Regions from separate parts of the Homo sapiens genome. Here regions 2 and 3 are each linked to region 1. A link is a loop called in an ENCODE intact Hi-C map of the cell type or tissue named here. Cell type or tissue: heart left ventricle. All regions are shown on one strand.

Region 1 (8,000 bases):
ACAAAGATGGAAAGGAACAAAGTGAAACCAACCAGTTGCTATGCAGCAGGATAGGAATATGAAAATGTTTTTCTTTGAGATAATTTTAATGTTGTTCTACTAAGCACTTTTTAAAAACATCACCTACTTCTGATCTGAGTGTTGAATTATGGCCATCAAACCATTATGCACTCGAGTGAAATGACATTCAATGAGTCTAACTAAAGAAGTAAATCTGATCCCAAGTGGCCTACAAAGGTGGAAGCCCTTTGGGGGCTCAGGGGTCGCCATCCAGCTCGGAACCTCTGGGGCAAGCTCAGAGCCCTCCCACCCCCCTCGCCCAGCTGTGCTGTCAGAGACCTTCCCAGACCACAAATCAAGCTAGAGTCTGCCTTTACTAGCTATGTGACCTTGGACAAGTTTCTTAACCTGTCTGCTAAACCCTGATTCTTTCCTCTACAAATCAGGAATAACAACAGTAACCATCAACACAGTTTTTGTGAGGATTCAACAAGATAATCACCTAGATGGGGTCCCGACATCATCTTCATTTCAAAGGCAACTCACTCACTCACTCCTTTAAGATCCAGGCATACAGCCAGAACTCATCTGAATCCCCTACCCCAAGGAACCCGGAGCCCAGGGATGGGGCTTTTCTGACCCCCATCTTCCACGCGTTTCCACCTGCTGTTCCCTCCACCCAGACACAGCTGAACTCCTACACATCCTTTGGGGCAATTCCATTGTCACTCTGGGGACCAAACCTTCTCCAGCTGCCCGGGTGTGGTGGCTCACACGTGTAATCCCAGAGCTTTGGGAGGCCGCAGTGGGAGGATCTCCTGAGGGCAGAAGTTCCAGGCCAGCCTGGGCAATATAGTGAGACCCCAATGTTACCAAAAAAAGAAAAAAAAACCTTCTCCAACTCCAGCCCACACTTCAGTTGCTCACCCCCGGCACCACCCCATGTTGGTTTATGGGTATCTGTTTACTCTGTCTGCCCCTCAAGACTGGGAGCTTAAGAAACACTCTTCTCTCTCCGATACCCCTCCCCCATGCTTAATGTAGTGTAAGGGCTCAGTAAGCCTTTGCTGACTGAAGAAAACATATTGTGAGCAAACAAAAACATTTTGGAAAACAATTTAAAATAAACCAGAAATTAAAATCAGGTGGGACTAGTAAAATTAATCTAGCTCTAGAGAGAGGCCACAGAGGCTGCAGAAGGAGTGAGATTAGAGGGATTAGGGTGGTGGGGGGGCACACCAGGATGCTGCCCGGCTCCAGCCCCACTCTGCCAGGTCAGCTCTGGCTGGTAGCAGAGTCACAGGCATCCTGGGCTGGCGAGAGTCGAGACTGCCCCATAGCAGCTGCTTTCAGATGCAAGGGGACTCTGAGGTCACATCAACAAGACCTTTAACCTGCCAGCAAGAGAAAGTAATTGTGGTGAGGAGGGTCAGAGTGCCAGGCAGCTTGCTTCCTACCAAGGGAGGGGCAGCAGGCAGCACACAGCGCAGATGGCTAACAAGCACTGGGGGCTCCCCACCCCAGCTAAGAGTCCCAGGAAATGTAGAGAGGAGAGCCGAGGGCCTCACCCTAAAGAGATACAAGCTCCAAGTCGACCATCCTTATTCAACTGTGCTGAGGTGGGAGTAGACAGAGACTTCCATCAACCCACTTAAGTTCATCATTTTAAAAACATGTTTATATCTGAATATGAAATAAAGCACAGATGAATGCGCACCCCTATTTTAACAGTGTTTAATGAAACTGTAGATGTTGTTCCAACCTTTGTGTATTTTCAAATGGGTCTTCGATGAATGCATTGTAAACGAGAAATGAAAGGAGAGCACACACACGAACCTGGAAAACACACCCAGATGAATCAGCAGCTGACCCTGCCCTCAGGCAGCAGCCACGGGCTACAGGTGGAAACTGGAGTGCAGTTCCCACTGGAGGAGAAGGCTCCAGGCAGGGCAGAGAGAGGCCCGGGGAGGAGCCCACTCCCAGCCGGCCAAAGGAAGTCAAGCAGTGGGCAAGGATGGAACACGTGTTTTGAGGACAAATGGTAGGCGGAGGATTTCTGTGGTTGCCAGGCTGGATTTTTTTCTAAGTCCCCACGCAAGAATTTAAGGGAAGGCCCCACCCCCATCGACCTTCTGCTATTTCAAAACGAAACAGACCTGTGCCTTCATCCACTGCAGGGTACTAGGAACAGAATTCAATGAGATTATGCACGTGAAAGTGCTTAGCAAGTTAATATTTGTTCAGAGCCCTGTACCAGTGTAGGGTCATGTTACCGGCACTGGAGAGGCTAGGCTGCGGCCCCTTCCCCCTGCAGGCCAACCCCCGCCCCTTATTAACACTGACAAATCCAGCAAGTATAGAAGGGGAGTTAGTGCTCTTGCTTGTATCACGACACCCCCTTTGGGAAGGGTGTTCATTACCCCTCTCTCACCCCCCCCCACCTCAGCCTTTCTTTTAAAACAAAGAAGGCATATCCAAAAATAACACAAACTCATGACCCACTAGATATCCAAGGCCTCATTCCAGGTCTGAGAGGGGATGTGGGTGGGGCAAGTAGTGGAAGGCCACCTTTAGCCAATACCTACCCTACAGGGGCAAAAAAAGCAAGCCACCCAGAGCCCTGGGATAAGCCAGTGTGCCCATGGCAGCCAGAGCCTTGGGAAAGGGTAGAAATGAGAAGCTGTCTTCAACCTCCTGCGGGTCCCTTAATTCTTCCCAACCAAGAGTGAAGACAGCTCTATCTCAAACCTTCACCCTCCCCAACACACTCACCCAACTCCACCTGTGAGCTGCTCTACCGTTGCCCCCTTCTCCTAGCCAGGCCCTCATCACCCCTTACCTGACAAATGCAATGGCATGACTGGTCTCCAGTCCCTCCCCTAGCCCTCCACTCCACTGTGACAAAAATGGGCTCCCTAAAGTACAGGTCAAACCCCAGCTCAAAGACTGCCAACCCCCCTACCATTGCTACAGCAATGGTATTGCTCGCCCCATTGCTACAGCAGTTTATAATGCATGGTGTAGCTGCCTCTGTTCTCACAGTTCTAGGGCCAGGGTTTTTCACTGGCTGTGAAGAGACCACCTGCATCAGAATCACCTGGAGTAACTTGTTAAAAGTTGAGCTTCCTGATATACTGAATCAAGAAATTCTCGGGGTGTGCTCTGGGAATTTTAATGGAAGAAAAAAAATCCCAGATGAACTTTGTGAACACTGAAGTTGGGATCATTTTTTCCACTGTTTGGGAAAATCTGTTCTATTTCCAACTGCCAGGAATGTACCCCATCCCTCTTCCATGATCCTGTGTTAGGACGTGGGGTTAGTCTTCCCTCCCACTGCTGACCCTACGCTTGACACCTTCAGACGCTGACAATCAGGGTTCCCAAAGCAGCCGGTTCCAACTCTTTCACTGACTGACTGAAGGGAAGTCACTTTATAGCCACAGACCACAGCTTCCCAGTTTCTCCAATGGGCCGGGGAGGTGCTGTCCAGGGTCCCCTTCAACTCCAAAATAAGCCATATGACCTTTATGTTGTATCATGTATGTTATGTGAGATCAGAGGTTTCAGTCCTAAAATTCTAAAAACCTGGATTCTCCTGTTTTTGCTGAAAAAAACATCACTTTTCACATCCAAAGTGAAACTTTTAAAAAGCATTTCTCATACTACATCCAACTTCCAATTTCCACTAAAGAAGAGCCAAGCAATGGTTAGCCTGCCTGGCACAGCATTTTTTTTTTTAATGTCTATTACTAGAAACTTCTTCAAATCTTTCCAAAGTTCAAAGTAGAGGAAGGAGAGGTTTCTAAGATTACAACCTACTAGCAACCTTTCAGCACTCTGTTGCACCATGAGGCCTTCCCGTCACCAAATCCTCCCAACATCCCCATTTGAAAGATCAGGAAGTCAATGGCTCAGAGAGCTGCAATTGCCCAAAGCTGCAGAGCCAGGGTGCAATATGCAAAGGTAGATCTTCGAATTCTGAAATCCTCCATGTTTACACTGGACCACAATGAGTCAATGTTGAGTTCCAGATGCAGGGGAGGCAAGTGCACCAAATGCAACAATGGCCCATGGGCCGTTCCCTCCAAAGCATGGCGGGAGTGCTAACTGGCCGACCGCACATCCTAACAGCTTTCCACACTGAGCACACAGGGCAACGGGAGGCGGGGCTGAGCAACAGCCACACGAGCAAAAGCGATGCCAGGGATTTAGTCAACAGAGAGCTAATATGAGTCAACAGTGGGTGCCGCTGCCAAGCACACTAATGGGATCTTCAGCTGCATTAATAGAAGGAAAGCGTCTAGGGCAGGCCGAGGGAGGGAGTCCTGCCCTGCTCTGACCAGACCACACCTGAGGGTTGGGCAGGGCTGAGCTAGGCTAAGGAGAGGGAGGTGCTGTCGAAGGCAGGGCCAGGGTTTCTGAAGAGGACTGGCTCAGGCTGGCACTCTGGTTGGTAGGGCGAGCAAGGGCTCATCTGGAAGTTGGGTTTGTACAGCAAGTCCACTTTAGACTGCATGTTATAGATTTTTTTAAAAAGATCCTTTTATTCACATTTTATTTTATCAAAGACTGGAAAGCTGCTGACTATCCATAGCAAAGACTAAGAACACCCAGGGGCCAAGCGCAGTGGCTCATGCCTGTAATCCCAACACTGTTAGGGGCTGAGGCAGGAGGATCGCTTGAGCCTACACGTTTGAGACCAGCCAGGGCAATACAGTGAGACCCCATGTCTATAAAAATAATTTTTTTAATTAGCCGGGTGTAGTGGTGCACAACCGCAGTCCCAGCTACTAGAGAGGCTGAGGTGGGAGGATTGCTTGCGGCTAGGAGATTAAGACCGTAGTGAGCTGTGGTCGTACTACTGCACTCCAGCCTGGGTGACAGATGAGACCCCATATCCAAAAAACAAAACAAAAAAAAGAACACTCAGGGATGCTAGGTGACTCAACCTATCACCAGAGAAGGGGGCTCCAAGCCCTGTCAGAAGAAACAATTGCAGCTACTTTTCTCTTTATTATATACAACAACTGGCCTGTGGCTTTGCCAAGGGACACTGGATCTGAGACCCCATAATCTCAAGTGTCAAAGTCTCCTGGAAGTCCTTCCGATTCCCCCATCCCATCCGGCCACAGCACCCTGTCTGGGTGTGCCAGTCATATCACTTAGCATCACCCAGAATAAAAGAAACGTGTTTTCACCTGCGTTTCCCAAGAGCCTCCAGGCCACATCTCATTCACCTTTGTGTCTGCAGCACACAGCTTGGCACATTGGAGACGCCCAATAACTGTGGTCTGGACTGGACTGAGGTGCCACAGCACGGTCACACTGAGGGTGTTATTGTGTTCCAGACAATTTCAGAACACAAGCATCCTAACTAGGGCTAATAAAAAGGTTTATGACAGCACATAGCCAACTTTTAGGAGGTTGAGCAAAGGAATTCTCAAGGCTAACGCCGCCTGAGGGTTTTTATTACAAAGGAGACATTTAGCCTGGCAATGTCCCTGGGTGCCTGAGAAGCCAGCTTGGGGTATCACGGTCAAAGGTAAATCCTATCTTGCGACAAGCAGCAAGGCAACACCAGGGCCCAGGAAGCGGTAAAAATCCAGGAACACAAAAGAGAATAATGACAAGCAGGGCCAAATGTCAAAAAGGACAGCATAAAGAGTGAGCCCAGTGAAGTGGGTCTGAGGAGCAGCAAATGCTACAAATGCATTGGGGAGCTGGCCGCCTGGCGTTAACCTCGTAACTCAGAATTAATTACAGGAGCACACACTCAGATCTGGGAAGATTAGTGTAGGAGACTGTGATGCAGTCCTAATATCTAATAAATCTTTAAATCGATGAGCTGTGCCCACTGGCGATTTTTCTTCATCTTTCCTCCCTGAGAGCTCACGTGACACAAGCCAGCATTTGCTTTTTATCTGCCTGTGGACAGGGGGCATATACGTGTGTGTGTGTGTGTGTGTGTGTGTGTGTGCACGCGCATAAATACAATGTGGGCTTCACTAAGTCACATCATAGAGGAATCAAGAAATTTGCCGTCCTGGGAATACCTGGGACAGGGGAATTCTTTTGTCAAGCAGCCTTTTATAAAGTGAAGAAACCTTTTAGGATGCAAATATCCCCTTCCCCCACCAGGCTCCAGTGAGGGCTACACTGGCTGGAATCAGTCAGCCTTCCTGTCCCAACCTGTTCGTTTGTGTACCTGTTTGGGTCTATTCACCATGCACACCACTTAAGCCTGTCTCATGGAGCTGACAAGCAATACATTTTATAAACGAATCATCCCCAGGGAACAGATGAGAAAACCACCGGCAAGGAGCACTGTCAAACTTCCCAAGGATAGCATTCCTTTCCCAGATCCGAGATGCAAACTACGCCACATCCTCTCCTAACACAAGCTGCCCACTCCAGAGGCAGCCTGCTCCCCTCTCCTCCTCCCCGGCTCCTCAGGCCTCCTCTCCCAGCTGAATAAAAAGCTGGAGAGCCTCATTGTTGGGGAACAGTAACATTTTTATGCTATTTTAAAGGCAACAGCTCTAAGCACCCGAATGTTGGCTCCTTTTCCATCAATAAAAAGGCCCCAAAAGGGTATTTTCATAGCAAAATGATATCTTATGGAGAGCACAAAGAACCACAAAAATAAAATTGCCATAAATTGAAACTGTCTCGAAATTCAGCCTACACCGGGAAGCGTTAAACTCCAAGCCAGGCAGGCTCTGATTTTCCCATCTGAGACCCTTTTCACATGTTCCTAGTTCTCTCATGAAGTCCAAACATTTCTCCCACCCGGGAAGGCCTATATACTTCCTTGGAAGTCCGGGTATGTTATTTCTTCCCTTGACATCCTCGAGATGATCTGTAACATTCATCTAAAGCTCAATTACCGCTGTGTCCTCAGTCACACCCAGAAATTCCCGAAGGCACCGTCTGCCGCAGCGCCGGGTGCACAGTGGGCGCCCGATTAATGTGTGGTTTGATTTGATCTGATCTGGCCCCTTCAGCCAGGAAGACTCACTGGTAACTGGACGCCCTGCAGCGGACCGCAGCGCCGGCCCAGCTCTCAGCTGGCGCGGGGCGGGGGTGCAACCACCTGTGGGCGGGTGCCCGGGACGCAGGCCCAGGCGCCGCCGCCCTGAGGTGCCCCGCCGACCCCACGCACGGTGCCCAAGGGAGAAAGTCAGGCGCGCCTGGCCCCCCGGGCACCCCGGGGTCGACTCCCAGCGCCCCAGCAAAGGGCTCTGCCGGTGCAAGGCAGGCAGGTCTGAGACAGCCGACTCTAGAGTTAGCTCCCAAGTCACCCTACCCGCTGCGAGGAGGCTGCGGGGCAGATGGGGCTCAGGGAATGGGAATGGGGTGTATCCAGAAGGGATCAGCAGAGAGCAGAAATGGTCTAACCCCCGCCTCCCAAACTTGGGGCGCCTGCCGAGCAGCAAGCGAGGGGATCTCCTCTCTGCTGTCTCATCAAGGCCTGATGGCGAGTTTGAGGGGGGACAAGCTGGACACCCCAGGACGGCCTCACATTGATTTGAGATTTTCTACCCAATAACCCAGTATCAGGAAGACCCCTGCTGGAAGCTAGGGACGGAAGGGGAGCGCCGGCCACCCACACCAGGGGGGGCGGGGTCTCGGGACTTGGGGACCGTGTGTACTGGGGAGGGGGCGAGGCCCCAAGGACTAGGTGGGCGCCAGAGAAATCGCAACCCCGCGGCGCAATGTGCCAAGGAGGGGGCACGGGCCAAAGGTGGGGCCCCGGAAGAGACCGGGACGGGGTGGCCCAAGAAGAAAAAGGGTTGAGGAGTGCTCGGAGAAGAGGATGGGGGAGGGGATCCCCAGGGAGGTGCAAGGGAAGCGCCCCCGATGCAAGCACTGGGGGAGGGGGAGCTGCCTCCAGGGGCGCGAGGTGCCAGTGCCCCAGACTGGCCCCGTCACTCACCGGCAGGTCCACGCTCACTTCGGTCCCGTCGAGCAGGAAGACGCGGCAGTAGAGGGTGGCCTTG
Region 2 (8,000 bases), 51 kb before region 1:
GGGGTAGAGGAAAGCCACTTGCTAAGTGGGTGAGTGGCCGGAGTGCGGAGGCCACGGCCATGTTCTCCAAGCCATGCCTGTCGTTATAGCACTTGCCATAAAGACTGTCATATCAGAAAAATACATCGGAAGCACTGAGCACTGTATTTGGCACAGATGGCTATAGATGACATTACCATCAACTCTACCACCAGTTTAAAGGTTCTGCCTTTAAAGTTCTTGGCGGGGGTGGGGTGAGGGGGGTCTCTCCAATTTCAATAATTCAACTCACTCTGCACTTACCAAGCATCTACTATATGCCAAGTCCCCATTAGATAATAAGAATTAAGAGTCTGGGTGAGGTTGCTCATGCCTGTAATCTCAGTGCTTTGGGAGGCTGAGGTGGGAGGATCGCTTGAGGCCAGGAGTTCAAGACAACAGGAATTAAAAGGTGACTGAAGAATAGAAGTTTCAGGTAATGGGAGCATCCTACGGTCATTAAAAACCATCTCTATGAGTGTACACATGACAAAATACACATACTAAAAATACCAAGTAAAAAAAATTATACAAAAATTTGCAGATGACTGATCAAAATAACATTTTCAAAAGTCCACTCAAAACTCATAGCTAGAAATTCTGGTTGCCTGTGGGTGGTAGGACAGTGGGTTCCTTCCTTCCTTATGCTTGTCTTATTGGTGGGTTGTTGTCCTGATATTCTGTAGTAAGTGTGTACTAATTTTATAATTTGAAAAAACCTCTCAGTTCCACTTTTAAAAACTGGCCAAATACAAAAGTGAGAAGTCAATTCTCATTATGGTATTCATAAGTAATTACTAATTATGAATGAATATGTCATAATCCATAATCCAGTAGAAGCTGATGAACATGCTGGCAAATGAGTGCACAACATATGTCTATCTGATGTACTAATGAAATCCCGGATATGCAGTTACACATTAGTATTCTCTTAATTAGTGCTAGAGACTTTAGCAAGTGTTTCTTCTGCATCCGAAACTACACACCACCAGGGCATCACACAGATAAACGGCCAATGCTGACAATCATGCAGGCAGACCTCTTACCATCCAGTTCCCACTCACATGCAAAAATACCCTTTGCACCCCACCAGTCCTGACATTAATGCTTCCAGTCTGACCTCTCTGAGTGAGCCAGATTCAGGTACTCAAGAACCTGCTGGAGCTTCTAGAACCTCTTAGTCAAGGGACCCAACACAGACCATTTCCTCCACCAGAGTCCACCTCTTCTAACCTCTATCCATCCCCAGAAACAGCCTGAGAATCATCTCAAACTCCTCCCTCAACACCTAAGTCTAATCACCAAGTCCTTCTCCTTGTACTGCCAATGCTATTTCTTGGTGTGTGTGGGGGTGTGTGTGTGTGTGTGTGTGTGTGTGCAAACCCCTGCCCTAGTTAGTTTCCTTTCCCTTCTATTACAGCAGCACCTCCTCACTGGACTCCCAGTCCCAGTCTTGGTCCTGCTCTGATCCCTTCTCCCCATATAGCCAACGTGGCCTTTCTAAAGTGCATATCCGGCCAGGCCTGCTCCCTCTTAAGAGCTTTCAAAGGTGTCACTGCTGACTGCATGAAATTCTTTCTCTTTAAATGGGGCCCGAGGTCATCCACCTGTCCAAATGCTTGAACTTCACTCTGTAGCATCACTCAACTGCTGCTAACCTCTCTGCACTTTTGTGCCTTGGTTCCTTGACTCATGGTCTTCTCATCCCCACAATGGGCCTTCCTTGTCCAAACCTCCTGCACGTCTCTGTTCCTGAAGGAACTGCACTGCAGTCCTTGCTACTCCTTGCCTTCCTCACTGGACTGCACGCCACTTGGGGACAGAGACCGTGTCATATTCATTTATATCCCCAAAGCTAAGCACTGGGCCTGGTATACTGTGGACACTCATTTGTTGAAATAAAAAGCAATAACATTAAAATGCTAATTACTACTAAAGATTAATGTACCTTGTAGACAGAGAGCAGCTAATTCCACAGCTGTTTCATAAGGGCATTTCAATCTTGAAAAAAATAAAATGAAATTAATTCGAAATAGGAACTTAAGTACAACCATACAAAATGTCATTAAAATCATTTTTCAAAAGGTAGCGCTATTTAGATAATGACTTGTATTCTTAGTCATATTTTTGCTGTCTACATTAAAGAATGCAACAAGCGACTTGCACTACAAATTTCCCAAAGTCAATTCTCATCATAGGGCAAAATAACCCAATGTAGGTATAGTTTCTATCAATCGTGTACAATTTTACTGAATTTGGCAAGAATGGAAAAGTTTGGAAAACAGAATGAAAAGTATTCCCTTTGCCTTATTATTTTTAAACATATTTTAAATTTATTTTATCTTGATATAGTACATGCATCTTTTTTAAAGCTGCCTTCAAATCTTTCTTGAAACAAGGTCATAGCGTTAAAAATAAACACACAGACACCATATCGAACACTGCCAGCATGGCTGGATACACTCAGCATTCTAAGTCTATCTAAGGCACAGCCATAGAAGAGTACTACTGCAAATTCAGTGATCTCATTCATACGTAATATTTCAAATTTGGTTAGAAAAACAATAATGACATACATTGGTATAGCACTTCATAGTTTTCAAAGCCTTTTCATTTATATTATCCAATTTGGTCAATGCATCAAGTTTGTAAACCTTTAGGATAGGTGTTGCCAGTGAGCCCCCCCGACCCATCTCCCATTATATAGATGAGGAACTCAGTGTTAAGGGCTCTTGCCCCAGGTCATCCAGCTGGAAAGGAGCAATGTTGGGACTTGAACACCATTCTGCTTTTAAATACAAAGCAGGCTAAACTGCATGTAAACTACAAAGTACTGTACAAATGCAAGGTGTTGCCATTAATATTTTTCCAAACCGAAGACAATTTCTAGAGTTACACAGCCTTTAGTATGAGGAGCACAGTATGGAGAGAGAGAGGTAGAGAGAGAGAGAGAGAGGGAGAGAGGATTAAAAAAAAGTACACACACTCATAATACACACACCAACCAAAGGTCTGTATTGCACGGCTGAATAAGGCAAATGTATACACTGTACAATCTACTTGTTCTATTGGTCTATGGAGTACATTTCACTGAGGTTTTTATAGCACATATTCTATGGAGAGTTTGCAAATTCGGAAATTACATATTTAATTTCCTTCAGATTATATTCAAAATCAGAACGTATTCTTTTCAATAGCAGGGGTTACTTTTTAGACTCAATATAGCCTTAGTTTTTCATGTAATAGAAAATATTCAATACAGATGCTGAAAAATGACACAGTTATAAGAGCTATGCCTGTTGAAACCTCTTATCTTTACGGTAAATTAAGACTGCATGCGAAATCAACCACTTCAGTGCCAATGCTTCTTATACTCAATGATCACTGTGTGCTGCCAGAGGCCTAGTATTTCAAAGCCATTTTTAAGAGGAGAAAAGGAAGTGAGATGAGATGTCTAAAACTTTCTACTGGAATCAGAACATAACCTCTTTCCATTACATATATGCAGATGGTGATGAATGACACTTTTTGACTGTCCAAATACTTGTAAGTGTATACATACTAATAACGTATCTTGCTTGCAAATACGACAAAAGCCATTATGAATGGGACAGTGATGTGATCAGGGAGAGAGTTATTCCCAAATACACATCACTTAAGATATTAAATGGTCTTGGAAATGCTTCAAGCCATATAGTAATCATTTAAAATAGGATGATAATGACAGTGATACAAGTATTAGACTCACTTTACAATGCCTGGTGCACTTTTTTTGAATTTTGAAAAGGGAACAAGGGTAAAAGAGTTAAAACAGTGAATTATTTTGAAATACACTATGATCTATCCTGGGTTAAGAGTTAGAACAAAAACATACTTACTTTCCAGAAAGAATGTCATGCCTGAGTTGTAAAACAAACAGGTACCTGACAAACATATACAAAAGTCAACAGAGGGTAACTCTTTCCCAGCTGCTCCCAATCCCCAGCTTCCCACTGCAAACCCCACCCCACACACAGCATGGAGTTTTGCATTGTAAAAAAGGAGTCCAAATCAAATGAGAACTTTGGTGGAAGCATCTCCTCTTGGGTCTCCAGGAAGGCATCCCAGAACCACGCTAGGAAGGTGAGTGCATGTGGGGAACTCGCAAGATACTTGTAGGATGGAACGTGATACACGTCATGGTCCAATGACGGCCTCCACAACCCCCTCCGTGCTGGAGAAGAGAGCCGAACGTGGCACATGGGCATGCAACATGTCCAATAACCCAGGCAGGGTGGGGCCGCGGGGTCTGGCTCTCAGCCAGCTCCACCAGCGGATTCCAGATCTGCTGCGGTGGATTGTAACAAAAAGTTTGCAGCTGATTCTAGTCAAAAAACCACTGGGGGTTCTTTTCCCCTGATGCAGTGTAACTGCAGACTCTTTTAAAACACAAAACAGGCACAGCACACAAACACACACACACACACACACGAAACAAGAAAAATCCTGGCACTGGACTGCAAATGGTTAGAGGGGTAACAAAAAATGAGAAAGAAGCCAGCAAATAACACGCATGGGGTTTACTCAAGTAAAAAAATAAATGTCTTGGCTTAAATAAGAGGGGTATCTTTTGTTTGTTTTTTACCAGGAGGATGTAGGCATCAGAACCACTCACAATGCTTTGTAAAAACCAAAACTGCCTGTGCTCTGCTCCCTACCTACGGAAACAGAATCCTACACACAAGAGTGGCCCCCAGGAATCTGAGCTGTTCAAAAGCTTCCCAGGTGTTTCTGATTCACACAACCTGGGTTAAAAACCAATCGCTTTGATGACAGCTAGAAGCAGCATTCATAGAGGACTCTGAGGAGCAACACTAGAATGACTGTTCGCCAGAAATCAAGGAGATCGGGCGTGCTGAAGGTTCTAGTACATTCCAGAATGTTCCTGCTTCCTGACAGGTGTTTGGCCACCACTGAACTTCACTTCTGAATGTCAGGATACCATCTTGTATACTCATCTCACAAGAGACACAGTATAAACATGGCCAGAACTCTTGATTCCTATAAGAAAAACTAACCATAGCAGCCTAGCAGGAGCCTGGGTAACAGGGCAAAACGCTGTCTCTATTTTAAAAAATACAAAAAATTAGCCAGGGGTGGTGGCACACACCTGTGGTCCCAGCTACTAGGGAGGCTGAGGTGGGAGGATCACTTGAGCCTGGGAGGTTGAGGCTGCAGTAAGCTGTGATCACGCCACTGCACTCCAGCCTGGTTGACAGAGCCAGACCTTGTCTCCAAAAAAAAAGCCCAGGGGAAATGGTGATAACCAGTCAGTCTTTAAGGCATTATTTAGGGGTCATCTCCCTAAGAACCACCCAGCAGCCTACATAGCCTATATGTCACCACTGCAGTCCATCACACAAACAACGACAAGGAGGCTCTGGGGATATCAAAAGCAGGAAAAGGCTTTGTAGAGAATTTCACTGATGGAAAAGGGTAGAGGGAAACTCCACATTTAAAATGTTACTCAAATTTTCTTTTTCTTCTTCCCTGTTTCTGAAGTCCAAGACATAGACATGGGCAAACAAAACAAAAAAGAAATTCAGGCCGGGCGCAGTGGCTCACACCTGTAATCCCAGCACTTTGGGAGGCCAAAGCGGGTGGATCACTTGAGGTCAGGAGTCTGAGACCAGCCTGGCTAACACAGCGAAACCCTGTCTCCAGTCAAATATATAACAATTAGCAGAGTGTGATGGTGTGCGCCTGTAATCCCATCTACTCGGGTGGCTGAGGCAGGAGAATCGCTTGAACCCAGGAGGTGGAGGCTGCAGTGACCCAAGATCATGCCACTGCACTCCAACCTAGGCAACACAGCAAGATTTTGTTTCAAAAAAAAAAAAAAAAAAAAAAAAAGAAATTCAGGGGAGTTAAAAGATAACATGAAGGGATTTTAACAACTTTGCTATAATTACTCTGTTTTTCTTAAAGAGGTTCCTTGTATTGTAACAATCAAGAGAATATTTTGCAATCTCTTAAAACATAAGATGGCGATTAAGGACTGAGAAATGCTTTTCCAATATCTGCCTTCCCTTTTTGTAGTTGAGATAAAAATAAAACGCCGCAGAGCAACCAATTAATTTACCCAGGGTCCAAGAAAATAGAAGTGTGACAAGAAAATGTATCTTCTAATTTCTATTCACTCAGAAAAATGTCAAATTAAGCAAAGTTGTGGATTTTTAACGGAACACGGAAGCACCGGAAAAGTACTAATAACTCTTGCTGAGAAATAGACAGCAGACAGAAGAAGAGGCAAACCCACAATTGAGAAGAGCCATAAATGACATGTAAGGCAAGCCCTGCTGGGCGGGAGCTTGTTCTGCATCGTGGCCTACCTTGTAAACTCCTCACGAAGGTTGTTTGGTTCTGAAGAATAGTATTTAACTCGAAAGTGTAAAGCATAAGCAGGTCCAACTAAACATTTGGAGATGGAAGGTTGAAGATGTTTTTCCCCCAGTTTTGAAGATCACAGGATGGACAAAAGGGAAAGCACGTTAAATCTATAACATTTAGCACAACATCAGGACAGCATAACTGGGCACGCGACACTAGCCAATTCTTTTCAGTCCTCATCAGGGAAACTGAGATGGATGGACTTTTGTGCTGACTAAGATAGTTTAGCTAGTAACCTCATTCCAGGAGAAAAACCCTAGTGATTTAGACAGATTACTAAAAGCTGACATTTTATTTTCACCCCTGATGCCACAATACTCCAAACTGACAGCTAGTTTTTACAAAGTACAAAGGCTAAAGGAAAGTGATGCAAAGTGTTCTGTTCTCTAAAAATACTTTAAAGTACTTTTAAGAGAATATGAATTTTTAAAAATTACCCAAGCATAAACAACATTAAAAAATGTGGTTTCCACACCTGTACATTGAGAAAGCTGTAGCAGACTATCAAAGAGCCCTCCTACTCTCTCATCCTCTGAGTCTATGTTGTAACTCATTAGAAGTAGATATAATAGGTATAAAGCTGAGTTTCTGAATAGCAGGTTAATCAGTTCTCATTGGCAGAGGCGTCTGATTTCAAATGAGAGCACAGTTGGTTTTTCAATATCCACTAAACATTTTTATTCAAATTTTAAACTCTCATCTTTGGCTAGCCTTAAGAAATTAAAAATCATCCACTTAATACCGAATTGATTTTTAAAATGCTTCCAAGTTCTAATGAAAACATAACACCTCAAAACACTGGCAAAGGAGTTTACTCTCAGAAAAAAAATAAATGAGTGAGCTAAATTCTGCTTACTTACTTTTCATCTGCTTTTTTATGGGTTTGGCATGATCCAGCCAGTGCTGAAAGAAAGAAAAAAAGTTTCTTTAGGAATAGTTCATCAGCAAGGTTATTCAGCCCTCACAGTTACCCTCCTCTAAAAGCCTTAGTAATTCTACCCACAAAAACCAGGGTTTGGATCATATCATGGGTTCTTAGGCTGGGAATCTGCAAACTGCTTGGGATGGTATAAAAAATTCAACGTTGGCCGGGCGCGGTGGCTCACGCCTGTAATCCCAGCACTTTGGGAGGCCGAGGCGGGCGGATCACGAGGTCAGGAGATCGAGACCATCCTGGCTAACACGGTGAAACCCCGTCTCTACTAAAAATACAAAAATTAGCCGGGCATGGTGGCGCGCGCCTGTAGTCCCAGCTACATGGGAGGCTGAGGCAGGAGAATGGCGTGAACCCAGGAGGCGGAGCTTGCAGTGAGTCGAGATCGCGCCACTGCACTCCAGCCTGGGCGACAGAGCGAAACTCCGTCTCAAAAAAAAAAAAAAAAAAAATTCAACGTTTATGCATATATGTGCATTTTTCTGGGGAGGGGACTCCCTAGTTTCTGGAAGTTTTACAAAGTGGTGCCTGAAAGAACATAAAACCCCTTAACCAATTGATCAGCAGAATCACCAACTGCCTTTTCCTTCTGAGTTTCTCAAGTTACAGCCAATCTTCT
Region 3 (8,000 bases), 430 kb before region 1:
CTATAAACACTTCATACCAATAAATCTGACAATTTAGATGAAATGAACAAATTACTTGAAAGACATAAACTACCAATGCTCATTCCAGAAGACACAGATAAACTTGAATAGGCTAATGTCTACTAAAGTAACTGAACTAATAGTGGAAAAGCTTTCATTAAAGAAAACTCCTGGCCGAGATGGCCTTACTGGTATATTCTACTAAACATTTAAAGAAAAAAATATCTCCCAAGAGCTGGGAGAAAGAGCTGAGCTGTCAGGTGTTGGAGTAGCTGATCAAAGCAACAAGTCAAAAATGAATTAAGCCTTCAGGCATTGCATTGGTATAAGCAAGAGGCTAAAACCAGGGAAAGCACCAACTCTCTCTGTTCCATTTTTTCCCAAGGAACAACTCACTAGTCAAGAGTCAGCTGGATCCACACAGACATGAGGGTTGGTTCACTGTTGAAGGAGCTTGGAAAAAAAGGCTTTAGCAGTTTGATGGATCTTGGGGGTATGGGTGCAAAGGAAGGGGGCTAAGGGTGGAAAAGTACTGGGTAGTGAGTCACAGTGGAAAAAAATGTCAAGGTTTTTCCACTCCTTCTTGCATAAACAGGCCTTGGCAGAGGTGCCTGAAGAAGACCTTGGCCCATGGCCTCAGATAGAGAGACCTAAGAATGAAAGTGCCAGGACTCTCAATGCAAATACTGTTACAAGAGCATGACTAACAGGGGGCCCTGAGTCCTTGACTGCAACTCCCTTTAGAAACTGTAATGCATTGGCAGTACGCCAAGTCTGGTGTAGGGAGGGCAGCTTTTCCCCATGTGGCCTCCTAGGTAAAGTCTGTAATTGTTTATGGTCAGGTCTGAAACATCACACATAGGTTTTTAACCATAAGCTAGACTCTCATACCAATTCTACATGAAATCCTCCAGAAAACAGAAGTGTAAAGGACACCACCCCTCATTTTTGTCACCCCTCAATGACAGCAGCATTATCCTGATACCCAAAACATGGCAAAGACACGAAAAAACTACAATATCCCTCATGAACACAAACACAAAAATCCTCAAGAAAATTTTAGTAGATCTAATCTGCCACAAGAGAAAAAGGGTAATAAATCTATAATACCAAGTGGGGTTGAACCCAGAGATGCAAGGTTGGTTTAACAGTAGAAAATCAATCACCTAGTCCCCCATATCACTCGTCTAAAAACAAAACCCTTCATAGTTGAAAATGCATTTGACAAAATTTAACACCCATTCATGATACAAACTCTCAGAACAAGGAACAGAAGGGAATTTCCTCAAACCAAGAGGGCAGGAATTGGCAAATTTTTCCTGTAAAAGATTAGACAGTAAATATAGGCCTTATGGGCCAAACTATCTGTGTCACAACTCTAACTCTGCTGCTGTAGTGTTAAAGCAGCCATACACAAGATGTAAACTAATGAGCATGGCTATGCTCCAATAAAGCTTTATTTACAAAAACAGGTGGCATGCTGGATTTGTCACAGGTTGTAGTTTGCCAACTCTGCAATAGAGAGCATTAAAAAAAAAAAAAAAAGCAAATATCAGGCCAGGCACGGAGGCTCATGCCTGTAATCCCAGCACTTTGGGAGGCTGAGACAGGCGAATTGCTTGAATCCAACAGTTCAAGACCAGCCTGGGCAACATGGCAAAACCCCATCCCTACAAAAAATACAAAAATTAGCCAGGCATGGTGGCATGTTCCTGCAGTCCCAGCTACTCAGGAGGCTGAGGTGGGAGGATCGCTTGAGCCTAGGAGGTCAAGGTTGTAGTGAGCTGAGATCACACCACTGCACTCCAGCCTGGGTGACAGAGCAAGACTCTGTCTCAAAAATAAAATAATATAGAATAAAATTTTAAAAAAGCAAACATGACACTTAATGCTAAAAGACAAGTGAATTTTCTCCAATATCAGGAAAAAGGCAAGGATGTTCACTCTTAACACTTCTATTCAACACCACACTGGAAGCCCTAGAAAATGCAATACAGATAGAAAAAAGTATTGATTGTAAGAAAGACATAAAACTATATTTATAGAAACCATGTTTGTTGATGTAGAAAATCCTAGAGAATACACCCAAGAGCTTCTAGAACTAATAAATGAGTTTAGCAAGGTTGCAGGATACAAGGTCAATTATACAGCCTCCCTGCAAAACACTTCAGCTATATTTCTATATACTAGTAATAAAACATTAGAAAATGAAATTAAAAACTAGTCAAGCCTTGAGATGACTCTAGCCCTGGCCAATACCTTAATTGCAGCCTTGTAAAGGACCCTGAGCCAGAGGCCCCAGCTAAGCCCAGCCAAGATTCTTGGCCCATTGAAAAAGTGGGATAATAGGGTCTGTTGTTTTAAGCTGCCAGCTTTTAAGGTAAGTTGTTACGTAGCAATAGATAATACATCTAGTGTCACAGTAATACACCCAGTGTTGGTGAGTATAGGAGTCACTGAAGCACTCTCACATATCACTGAGGGGAATGCAAAATGATACGGCCACTGCAGATTAGTTCTGCAGCTTCCTAAAAAGTTAAACATCCACTTACCACGGGATGTGGCATTCCTACTCCTGTCCCCATAAAGACCTGCACTAGAATGTTCATGGCTGCGTTATTCATAATAACCCCAAACTGAAAACAATCCAAATGTACATCAACTGGTAAATCAACAAATTCTGACATATACATATAATGGGATACTATTCAGCAATACAAAGGAATAAACTACAACATGGATGCATCTCCAATGCACTATGTGAGTGAAAGGAGCCAGATTAAAAAGACTACATACCATATGGTTCTGTTTATATGAAATTCTAGATAATGTGAAACTTTACTGACTGATCAGTTTGCCAAAGGCTGGCAGTGGAGGGAGAAGGCTGACTGCAAAAGGGGAAGTAGGGAACTTTTGGGGGTGTTAGAAATGTTCTAGATCATGAGTGCAATGGTGGTTACACAGCTACAAACATATGTCCAAATGTACTGAATTCTTCATCTAAAATTGGTGAATTAGCTTTATTATATGTAAATTATACAACTGTACAACACATAATTTTATTGTATGTAAATTACACAAAATAATTTTATGCATTAATCTTCCTTTACAAAGAAAAAAAGATAATGACATCTTATCCATTTAATTAACCCTCGATGTGGTATATCTTTCCAACCCAACCTATCTACCCTTTTAGGTATGTTTCATTCACTGGTATTTTCAATTCAATCACCCAACAAATATTCTCTCCAGGATCTAATTATATAAAATTTTAGTTATCGTCTTTCACTTACTGTTATTACACAAGAGACAATTAAATATTTTTAAAGCACAATTAAGTTACATAAATGTGCTATCAGTAACAACTGTAAAAAACACTCTCTCATCAAAGGTCAAAACTCTACAAGGCAATAATCCCTGGTGTCAACTGTGCACCTGTGTACTGTTAGTCTGTGGCCAGTGTTACTGCAGTTTTATTATTTTCATAATAAATCCTATAATACTACCAAATGCTCATATGGGTACTTATCCTTATAATCTGCTGTACCTCCAGGTCCCTGAGGTAAAAGAGACATTTCCAATAGGGAGAATGAGAGTAAAAGCCAAGAGTATGTAGCCTTCAATGATCCTGTTTTATAATGGTCCTTTCTCATTGTTTCTACTTTGGCAAACTCAATTTTAAAAAGCACAGCTACCTTGAGATGTAATTAAGTACTTTCTACCAAGGTCAAACCAGTGGTATGTTAAAGTAGAGCACCTTCATATTCTACCTCACCAAACTTAGAGATGTACTAAATTTAGATTTCCAAGTCAAGCCAGCAAGATAAGACCTCTGGGGCAAACACTATCTCTGGACTTAACAATTATGCACAGTTCCTTTAACTTTCATGATCACTAAGATACAATTGAGAAGACCTTTCTTGCTGACTGGGGGGTTTAGAAGGGAGGAATTGAGTTTACCTGGGCACACTCTTCCAAAACCATGGCCGCATCAATGTGCTTCCTCTGCTCAACCAGCTTTCCTGTAGAGACAATAAGCAGCAGTTGACTACAAAGTTAAACAGATACTTTAGCTCAAGTGCTTCTTTAATATGTCTTTATTATGTATGAAACTATGTACTTTCTGAATTTCTGTGAGGGAATAGGTATATACACCACAGAGTCCTATCTTAAATGGCAGCTAGAATCTAAATTTAGCACAGGAATTGAAAATCATATACAGCCAAAATTAGCCTTGAAAGATGCTTCCAAAGCATGTATATGGGAAAATGACCTGGTATCTCTCACTAAACCACTTCGTCCCTTAACAGTAAGAGACCACTATTTCTTTGGTTGAGCACTAGATGGAGGTAGCTGACTTATGTTTGAGTCATGCAGTGTCTTTAGATCCTAGAATCACTCTCAGCCCAATTGAGATAAACCACAATGAGAGGCACAGAGAACCCAAGGCTTTCGAAGGAGCTGGTAGATTCCGGTCTCTCATTGCATGCTCACTCCAGTGCATATATCACTAAAAAAAGTAGGTAAAATCACCTCCACTATTTAAATAGTTACCTTTCTTTTGCTCTCTTGTGTAAACTGCCTACGTTAAATGTACACACAGAGTGACTCCAGTGTGTAACATTTCTCAAACATCTTTGACCACTGCCCTCCCCACCTACTTTTGCTAAACATCTGAGAAAAACTAGAAATACTCCCTCATAAGACATGGGAAATAGCAAGCTAAGAGCTGTAAAGAATAGAAGAGATCCAAGAACAGAGATAGAAGGTATAAACAACCAATATCATAAATTTCTAAAGCAGAAAGGAACAATGGAGACCGAACGAATAACTAAAAGGCCTGAAATAAGGAATTCTCGACATTTGTAAAAAGAGGCCAGCATGGAAACGGAGGGATTTGGGAAAGGCTAATAACCAGAAAAAGAAAAGTGATAATCCCATACACTGGTATAATCCCAAGAAAAAAAGAATACTGCAAATGACAAAGAAGGACTGGTACATAAATTTAACAAAATTTAACAGGATAGAGTTTGGAATTTTTTTAGGACTGCTTTTTATTTTTTTCTTTGAGATCTCAACAATATTTACAAGTTAGGGAAAAAAATATACCAGTCATTGCTTTACTTCAAGCACTGCTGAGATGACCAGAGCTTCTGCTCATCTCTTTTCATAGGTGTCCTTACCCTTTCCTCCACTCTGGTACTAGAGCCCCTGGTACCAGCCTCGCCTCTGGTTCGGGCAACCCTTGTCCCTGACGCAGCTAAACTGCCTTTGCTTTCAGAATGCTTCGACATTTGGCCTTTTATTTTCCCCACCTCATTCCTGGCTATTCCAACAACCTACTGTCTATAACAGAATGGACCCATCCAAAAATTCATCTTTACCTTCTTACAGGGCACAGCCCATCCAGCTACATGGCGTGGCCGAGATGGAATAGAAGGTGATAGTTTAACTTCCATCCAGGTCATTTCCAACTTAAAGGTAAATGTTTTACCATGATTCTAACTTCTCCCCACTCTCCTTCCTTCCCCACAGCTGTGGAGATAACCCAGCTACAACCATCTGCCTAAAAGGTTGCAGAGCCACACAACGGAAGGGCCTATAAATCCCTATGGGAGAGAGAAATAAACTTCTTTCCATATTGGGCCACTGCATTCTGGGACTCTTGCTGTAGTAGCTTATCCTTTAAAGCATTCTAAATTAATTTTTATCAGTGAGAACAAGACTGTCTCAGAGTATTCTGCCCTAAATTTATTTGCAAAATTACCAAACAAAAGAAATAAATTTTTTAAAACCTTTGTAGATGTAAACATATAAATGATTGTACTTACCTGCCAGAGTTCTGCCGAGGCCCACCAGCTGGTCTTTGGTAAAGTTAAGCTGGGCTGCCACACAGAGGGCTTGCTTCCAGTTGCCACATGTCAGAAAGGCTGAGAGAGCTTTCTCGTGGGCACCGCAACGGGCAAACATGAGCCCCGCTGGCTCATACATGTGCTCCTGCATCAGGTGCTCCCCATAAGCAATGCTGATATCCTGTGACAAGAGGAGATTTAGGACTGAGGAGGAAATATGACAATCATTTCTCTAAAGCTCCAGTGTAGCTGCCTTAGTTCCTATACTTGGAACTCCCTTGAAAGAATTACCTGGGAAAATCTTACAGTTGATCAGTTAGTACAGTCATTTTTTCATTCAAAACCTTACTGAGGATGTGCCATTTATTCACTCAACAAATAATTACTCTTAACTACATATGCACCATTCTGGGCAGTATGGATACTACAGCAAGGCAAAAAATAAAACCAAACAAATGAAAAACCATATAAGAACCACCACCAAGTTGCTGCTCTTATAGTAACAGAGGATGGACTTAGGGACAAAATATAGTCTATAGCATAATGGCAAACGTGAGTAAAGGGACAGAGGACAGTCTCCTTGCAGCTCTCAGGGAGTGTGAGCTCTAATGGCTGTCAGGAGAATAAACCACGTGATGAGATAGGGGGCACCAGGCAGAGGGCAGAGAAGGCACCATGGCCATGCAGCAGGAATGTGTATAGCAGGTCTGAGGAGTAACAGGACGGCCAGTGTGACTAGAGCAGAGAGAGTGTGGAAGAGAACAGAAAACAAGGGCAAAGAGGTAGCCACTGGCCAAATCCTCGATTCTCCAGGCTGGATGTTAGCCAGAGATTCAGAGAGGAATACAACATGGAGTCCCTGCCCTTAAGGAGCCCACAGCCTGGTGGAGGCGACAAACCAGCTAATCAGCAGTTTGACAAATGCAATCACCAAGGCGAGGGCAGGCTGCTCTGGGGGCTCAGTGTTTGGCGCCTGGTCCAGGAATGGCATTCAGGAGTAACCCAAGGGTTCTGATGGACAAATGGGGCTAAAGGAAGGCTGGTGGGTAGAGAAATGACAGAGGAATCACACGATGTGACATCTGTAGAACTACCTACAAGTAACTGGGAATGTGGACAGTGGCAGAAGCTGGTGCTAAAGAAGCTGGCAGGGGCTTGATCAAAGAAAGATGTGTATATTGTCTGAGGACAAACTGAAAATGGTGATGCTGGTGGCATGGTAGAGTGGTGGTTAATGGCATGGGCAGGGTGGTCAGGCAGCCTGGGCTCTGTATCCCAGGTCCAGCACTTTGTAGCTCTGGATCCTCAGGCAAGTTGCTTCCTCATCTACAAATTGTGTACAGCACCCTATGAGGCTGTTAAGAGGATCATATAACACATTTAACTTAGAAGCAAAGTGTGTGGTATATAAAAAAAGCTAAAGGGATGCTTTTTCAAGCAAACAAAAATTTCCCTTTATGCTGAAATATATGGGAAAGATCTGTACTTGTTAGGATAATCAGACTTACAGCAGTAAGGTTGGGCTAGAGGAGGGGTGGGAAAGAAGCAGGGAACCCCACGAGGAAGGTGCTGTGGTATTCCAGATGAGGAATCAGAGAACAGGTCAGGACCATTCTCCCAGATAAGAAGTTCAAATTGAGGCTAATTAGTTTTAAGATAAATTTTGAAGCCAAGGATGGTGTTATGAACTTAGGATCCTCACTCCTTTCCTACTAAAGCAAAAAGCAAAACCAGGAGAGCCTCATTTTCACATACCACATACCTGGTACTGTTGTGAGCTTGGTGAATATAACTTCAGAGCTTCGTTATACAAGTTTTTATCTTTTATCAAGTTTAAGCATTCTGGGAAGTACTCAGGTCCTGCAGGAAAAAGATTCACACAAAGACAGGCTTAAGACATGGGAAGCATAATGGACTTCATTTATACCAATGGTCACCAAACAAAATAAATGAGGAACTTTTTAAGACCTAAATAATCAGAGAATCTGAAGAATGGGATCCTGGAATTTGAATTTTTAATGAGCACCACTGCAGATTCTGAGGCAAGAGCAGCACTGATTGGGATCAGCATCCTACTTAAGAGTCCCAGCTTTCCAGCCCAGTGTTTTCTCAGCCTCCTTGAAAAGACATCACCTGGGAAGCTTATTA

What was found. A loop is a pair of places that touch in the nucleus more often than their neighbours do. Peaks named below come from ENCODE experiments on the same cell type or tissue, not always from the same donor. Only the 100,000 strongest peaks of a DNase experiment are listed, where the experiment ranks them.
Region 2: a loop joins it to region 1, with 2.7 times the contacts of the local background. A loop is called at or near these places in 15 of 110 quality-filtered maps.
Region 3: a loop joins it to region 1, with 15 times the contacts of the local background. A loop is called at or near these places in 18 of 110 quality-filtered maps.

Annotation. Positions count from the first base shown.
Region 1 is chr9:109,312,205-109,320,204 of GRCh38, forward strand. It overlaps EPB41L4B (erythrocyte membrane protein band 4.1 like 4B), which reads right to left. Exons shown (of 26, transcript NM_019114.5): 1 at 7,937-8,000. Among named protein-coding and RNA genes, the nearest start is that of EPB41L4B, 4.9 kb to the right of the region's middle. In heart left ventricle, no CTCF peak of the experiment used is centred here; DNase peaks (open chromatin) are centred at 4,234, 7,682 and 7,963; H3K4me3 peaks cover 1,232 bases; H3K27ac peaks cover 801 bases; H3K27me3 peaks cover 1,636 bases.
Region 2 is chr9:109,261,084-109,269,083 of GRCh38, forward strand. EPB41L4B (erythrocyte membrane protein band 4.1 like 4B) reads right to left here. Exons shown (of 26, transcript NM_019114.5): 3 at 7,308-7,350; 4 at 6,390-6,468; 5 at 3,897-3,941; 6 at 1,967-2,019. Among named protein-coding and RNA genes, the nearest start is that of EPB41L4B, 56 kb to the right of the region's middle. In heart left ventricle, no CTCF peak of the experiment used is centred here; a DNase peak (open chromatin) is centred at 4,288.
Region 3 is chr9:108,885,372-108,893,371 of GRCh38, forward strand. It overlaps ELP1 (elongator acetyltransferase complex subunit 1), which reads right to left. Exons shown (of 37, transcript NM_003640.5): 27 at 7,615-7,712; 28 at 5,832-6,033; 29 at 3,961-4,022. Among named protein-coding and RNA genes, the nearest start is that of ACTL7A, 27 kb to the left of the region's middle. In heart left ventricle, a CTCF peak has its summit at 4,337 (motif pointing right); no DNase peak of the experiment used is centred here; H3K27ac peaks cover 858 bases.